Linked DNA regions of Mus musculus: region 2 is linked to region 1. A link is a contact called in ENCODE Hi-C or POLR2A ChIA-PET data. All regions are on one chromosome and are shown on one strand. Each heading gives the region's core, a stretch centred on a gene start or an enhancer-like site at or near the end of the contact. The rest is flanking DNA. Distances are from core to core; before and after follow the strand shown.

Region 1 (2,955 bases), core at 360-2,859:
GTTTGGTTTTTGTTTTTTTGAGAGACAGGGCTTCACCCTGTATTCTTGACCAAGAGACCGAGCTCAAAAGAGCGAACACGTGGAAGCAGGAAGTGCAATTGGATTTTTTCCTAGCTCAGGTGATAGCTGTCTTTTCTGACCTCCTCGAGCACTGGGCATACACATGGTGCACATATGTACATGCAGGCAAAACACTCAAACACATAATAATAAAGTATTCTAAAAAAAAAGTAAATAGTTGTAAGAAGTCAATCAAGCCAGGCAGCCATGGCGCACACCTTTAATCCCAGCACCAGAAGGCAGAAGCAAGTGGATCTCAGAGTTCAAGACCAGCCTGATCTACATAGAGTTCAGGTATATAAAGAACCCCCTCCCCACAAAAAATGGGGGGTAGGTCAATCAAAGGGTTAGGCATTGTTAGCATTTTGTTTAAGCTCCACCCCACAGTTACCTGGCAACAGCCAGGTGTGCCTGACTCACTATAAAAGGGGCTGCTTGCCCCTCCTCTCTCTCTCTCTTTCTCTCTCTCTCTGTCTCTGTCTCTCTCTTTCTCTCTCTCTCTCTCCACTCTTTCTTTCCATGAGCTGATGGCCAGCCTCTACTTCTCCCTCTCTCTCTCTCTCTCCTAACTCTCAGCTCCTCTTCCCATGCCCTGAATAAACTATTCTATACTATACTGTCCTGTGGCTAGTCCCTGGGGGTGGGGGGAAGGGATGCCTCAGCATGAGCCCGCGGTGGCATTCCCTAACCCCACACCTTACCACACATCCACCAAACACATTTCCTCTCCTTATCTTTTTATAAACACAACAGGCATGGTGACACATGCCTTTAATCCTAGTTTCACTTAGACAATAGAAGCCAAGGGATCTCTTGTGAGTTCTAGGCCAGTCTCAAAAAAAGAAGAAAAAAAAGAAGCATAGGGTGTCTGTCCCAGGAGAGCCAGGCGCAGTGGGAGAAGGTTCTCTCATCACCCCACCAGCATCTATAGTAGTGCCAGAGCACAGAGCAGGTGCAGAGTAAACCCATCCTGGATGTAAGAGTGCTACAGAAGGGATGTGGAAGAACTCTCCTGCACATGTGCTATAAGCATGTTTACATGTTCATGTGTTTATGCACATGTGTGTGTGCACATGTAGAGTTCAGAGGAGAACTTGTCGGTGCCCTATTAAATGGGTCCAAGGATTCAAACTCAGGTGGGCAGGCATGGTGGCAAGTGCCTTTACCTGCCGAGGGGTCTCTCTGGCCCTGTTTACTAGTTGTCTGAAGTCTCTATAAAGTGCTAATTACATAAGGCAGTGACTAGCAGCTTGGAAATCTAAGAATTCAAGGAAAGGCTATATCAGCTACTTCAGCCTTAAAACAAAGTCGGCGACTCTTTGAACTTTGAAATTGTGCCTATGCAGCTTATTTCGTTTTAGTTTAAACAGAGGGGTTTTCCATGGGGTAAGCATTAATGAGAAGAAATTGGAGGACACACAGGAAAGAGTCAAGGACTCTAGGTAACTCAACTCCTTTGGGGTATCAGCCGCCATAAAGGGGAAGGTGGGGCTTGTTTCAGAACTACAACATCCATAAGGCACAGGAAGGGACATCAGGGTTTCCGGTCAGATCCGTTTCCGGTCTTTCGGAGGCTGACGTTGTTTTCCGGTTGTCTGTGGCCCAGGGAGGCGTTTGGGGTGCTCACGGTGAGTCTGGGAGACGCAAGAGCGCTGGGGTCCCCGCTGACCCCGCCTGGCCGGCAGCGCGGTACACACTGCTGTGGCTTGGGCTCGCGGCTGCGGACCTGGCGGCGGGGCTGGAGTGTGGCGCCGCACAGGCTGCCTGGCTGGCAGTGTTTCCCATGCTTGGGTCGATTGCTCACTTTGCTTTTTTCCAAAGATGAGGCTGCTGGCGGTTGTGGTGTTGGCTCTGTTAGCCGTCAGTCAAGCAGAAGAAGGAGCCAGGCTTTTGGCCTCCAAATCATTGCTCAACAGATACGCTGTGGAAGGGAGGGACCTGACCCTGCAGTATAACATCTACAACGTCGGCTCCAGGTAACGGCCTAGAGTTCGCCAGCTTCCTTCTGAATTCCGAGTTTCCACGTGGGCATAGAGAACGTTTTGTTGGGGAGTGAATTCTCTTTTGGAGTCCTCCAGTATCGAGTGCAGTGTGTGAGTGAGTGAATGAATGAATGAATGAATATACTAGAGGGCTTACCTTTGTCGGGTGCTTTTTGAAGGTGAAGACATCCTTAGGTGAATTACAAGAAACCACTTTGGGGTCTCAGAAGGCTTTCAAAGGCAGGGATAAATTCAGCTTGTGAAAAAGGAAATGCAGACACAGAGTGTACATCTGTCCTCTTACCTCGGGTGCGGACTCCCAGCTTTCTTCTTTCACTTACAATCACTTTTTTTGTTGTTTGTTGTTTTTCAAGGCCGAGTTTCTTAACTGGCTGTCGAAGAGTCCACTCTTAGACCAGGCTGGCCTCAAACTCACAGACATCTGTCTGTCTCTCACACTGCTTCCCGAGTGCTGGGATTAAAGGCATGGGCCACCACTGCTGGCTCCTATGAGCACTTTTTTGTTGTTCTTTCCTTTTATATATTTTTCCATTTATATCTTACTTCCCCTGTCTAGAATTAGAGCAAGATTACCTTTGGCAATTCACTTCTGAGCAACAGAATCCAGGCCTTGATCTGGATTCTTCAAAACAGGCCCAACTTACTATGGGGGTTTCTTTTGACCAGCAGGTGGATTTTCCAGTCAGTTCCCTTAGTTTTATGTCCCTCACTCTTATTTACTATATGTAAGTACACTATAGCTGTCTTCAGACACTCCAGAAGAGGGCATCAGATTTCATTACAGATGGTTGTGAGCTACCATGTGGTTGCTGGGATTTGAACTCAGGACCTTCGGCAGAGCAGTCGGAGCTCTTAACTGCTGAGCCATCTCGCCAGCCCTGTCCCTCACTCT
Region 2 (2,700 bases), core at 7-2,506, 42 kb after region 1:
TGAGGCTAAAATTGGCACTCTAGGAGTGCAGGGCTGGGCTGGAAACCTGCAGCCCTAACACCACCCTCCCTGCCCCGCTACCGAGAAGAACAGAGCAGAAGCTGGTGACAGTGGCTGGGCCTCATCTCCCTCCCTCTTTCTTTTTTCTTTCTTTCTTTTTTTTTTCGGTGTTTTGAGACAGGGTTTCTCTGTGTAGCCCTGGCTGTCCTGGAACTCACTCTGTAGACCAGGCTGGCCTTGAACTCAGAAATCTCCCTGCCTCTGTGCAACACCACGCCTAGCCATCTCCCTCCCTCATTACCACACACTTTTGGGACTAGATTAGGTAGTACCCTAAATTTTTACAAAACTTTGCCCCAGGGTGCTCAGGTTTTTACAGAGAAATCGGAGACCTTGATAGGTGGAAACGGAGCAGACTGGAGAATTTCCCCAGTGGCAGGAAACTCAGGTTGACTCAAAGGGTCCAGAGAAATGAAAACCCACCCACACTCCTCAGCAAGCTCAAACGTTTCCAGACAGGGCCAAGTTGTTTCTATAGTCTCCTGTGGCAGAGAAAACTGGTGTCAGGACACAAGGAAGGATTTCCTCAGCTAGCCTCAGGAAAGGTGGAGCCTTCTCACCTTCACTGCCAAAGTAATTGGCAGAGGTGGGGCTGAGAAGGATGGTCAGAGTGTGGTCCACAAGGCCCAGAGGGGTGAGAAGCTGGGCGGGGGGTGGGGGGGGGTGAGGGGAAAACCCTCTCTTGTGGACTCCTAGCTTTTGGAAAGGAGTCCCCTTCTTCACTCTTTTGGGGGAGTGAAGCCTGTTAACGATGAAGCTTCTAGTTCCCCTTTCATTGCCCCCTCCCTCTTGTCATACCAGTCCAACATTGTAAAAGCGGTCTGTGTACTCAAGCCTGTTTGATGAGTGAGCCCTTATGGCTAGGTCTCCCAGTTACCGATAAGGTGATAGAATCCCCTTAGGGTCTTTAAAGAGTGAAGTTACCCGGAATGGGCGCCGGTGTTTTTCAAGGACAGCCGAGCTAAGGGAGGTCGCTGAGGTCAGAGAGTGTTCCTAAGCGCTAAAGGGAAAAGGGATCCTCGAACCTGTCCCAAGGACCCCTGTCCAGCAGACTGCAGCGATACTAACCCCGGCGTCCCGTCCGGTGCGCGGGTACCCCGCCCTGCCTCCGCTCCGCCTCTCCCCTTCCTGAGCTCGGGTGGGGGAGGAGACTAGGGTTTGAGGAACTGGTGCTGGGTGCAGGGGCGAGGGGACTCAGACTTCCTGTCCCCGAGGCCGACGCGTGCGGCCGGACCCCTCCCCCGCCGTTGCTGGACACCCGGGGCCGCCGCGTCCTCCCGCGGCTCACGCTGGATTATGTCTCGGATCGAATCCCTCACTCGCGCGCGGATCGACCGGAGCAAGGAGCAGGCAACCAAGGTGGGCTGGCTCTGCGACCGGGCGCCCTGCCGACCTCTGGGCCTCCGCCCCGCGTCCCGCGTCCCCCCGCCCGCTCTGGGGCGCCCGAGTCCGCGCGCAGCGGCCGGACGGGGTGGGTGGGGCTGCGAGCGCGTGAGGAGGGGGCTGGAGGACCGCAACGTGACCCGCGTCTCCAGCACCCGCGCAGCTTCTGTGCGGGGATCTAGGAGAGCTGAGCTGGGTTACCAGTGGTTCGGCGGGACCGAGTGTTTTGGGCCGCTCGGAAGAAAGTTGCTCCGGTAAGGGATCGAGCGGGAAAGAGGGGCGAGCGTGTCGGGTTCCTAGGGACGACGCTCTTGGGCACCCCTTTCCGCACCCCAGTTCCGGGGGTTGCTTGCGGCCGTGCCCGCTAGCGCCGGCTCGGTCGTTCCCCCTTTGTCCCCACCAGCGGGTGGAGGGGGCCGGAGGGGGTGTTTTCCAAGCTCCCTCCCCCACCTTCCCGCCCCTCCAAGACAAAAGTCAGCTCCTCCTCTTCTTGCGGATGGACTTTCCAGCTGTGATTCAGTTCTTGCCTGGGGTAGGCGGGTGGCTAGGGGTCAAGACAGCAAGCGGCCGCCCATTTTCTCCGCCAGGCCAAACCGATCCATCAGGTGAAGCAAGCTGCCTTTGTGTCGCTGGGATGCCTTCTCACATCCTGAGCGTCTCGGTGCCAGGACCCAGAGTAGTTCCCACCCTTATCTGTTTCATCAGCTTCCAGGCTCCTGGTTCTCCAGCCGCCTCGGTTAACCCAGTTCCCCCACTCCCCTCAGCCATATTTCGATTATCGCCTCGGCTTGGGGGCCCTTCACCTGTCATCTGGAGTCTGGCTGTGTAATTATCAGCACACTCTGCAATACGACCTCTCCAGCACGCCTTTACAAGTGTCCTTTATTCCTGTCTTTGTATTCAGACGCCCTCCCAAATGCCATGACTTTCCTCACCTCAGCTCACAGGAAGTGGTGAAGCCGAGGAGGACTTGTAGATGAATAAGTGAAGCCAGGGGGGCCTGGTTCAGGCGGACGGCGCCTCCCTGTACCTCAGGACACTCACATTATAAGGCTCTCTCGGAAAGCAAAGGCAGGAAGGGCTTTAATCTTAATCCCTGTCCTTAGCGAGAGCGTAATGACCCTCCCGCAGCCAGCCAACCAAGCAGATCATTTTCAGGCTGGAAAGCCACTCTGCGAATGGAAAGCTGCCCTCTCCCTTCCTCCAAGGTTCCAGGCTTTAGCTACTTGCTTTACTGCTACACTGGGAGAAGGTCGG

Evidence for each region. A loop is a pair of places that touch in the nucleus more often than their neighbours do. ChIA-PET counts read pairs that join two places held with the same protein, here RNA polymerase II (POLR2A).
Region 2: POLR2A ChIA-PET joins it to region 1 with 20 read pairs in Patski. The contact joins the promoter of Arhgef2 here to the promoter of Ssr2 in region 1. A Hi-C loop is called at or near these places in 1 of 37 maps with a recorded cell type or tissue (left cerebral cortex). POLR2A ChIA-PET finds 5 or more read pairs at or near these places in 4 of 5 experiments (Patski and embryonic stem cell).

Annotation. Positions count from the first base shown.
Region 1 is chr3:88,577,999-88,580,953 of GRCm38, forward strand. Ssr2 (signal sequence receptor, beta) reads left to right here and starts at 1,610. Exons shown (of 6, transcript NM_001356317.1): 1 at 1,610-1,688; 2 at 1,882-2,036. The coding sequence starts at 1,882.
Region 2 is chr3:88,619,903-88,622,602 of GRCm38, forward strand. It overlaps Arhgef2 (rho/rac guanine nucleotide exchange factor (GEF) 2), which reads left to right and starts at 1,257. Exons shown (of 22, transcript NM_008487.4): 1 at 1,257-1,419. The coding sequence starts at 1,357. It overlaps Gm20652 (a long non-coding RNA gene), which reads right to left and starts at 1,203. Exons shown (of 2, transcript XR_375820.2): 1 at 1,129-1,203.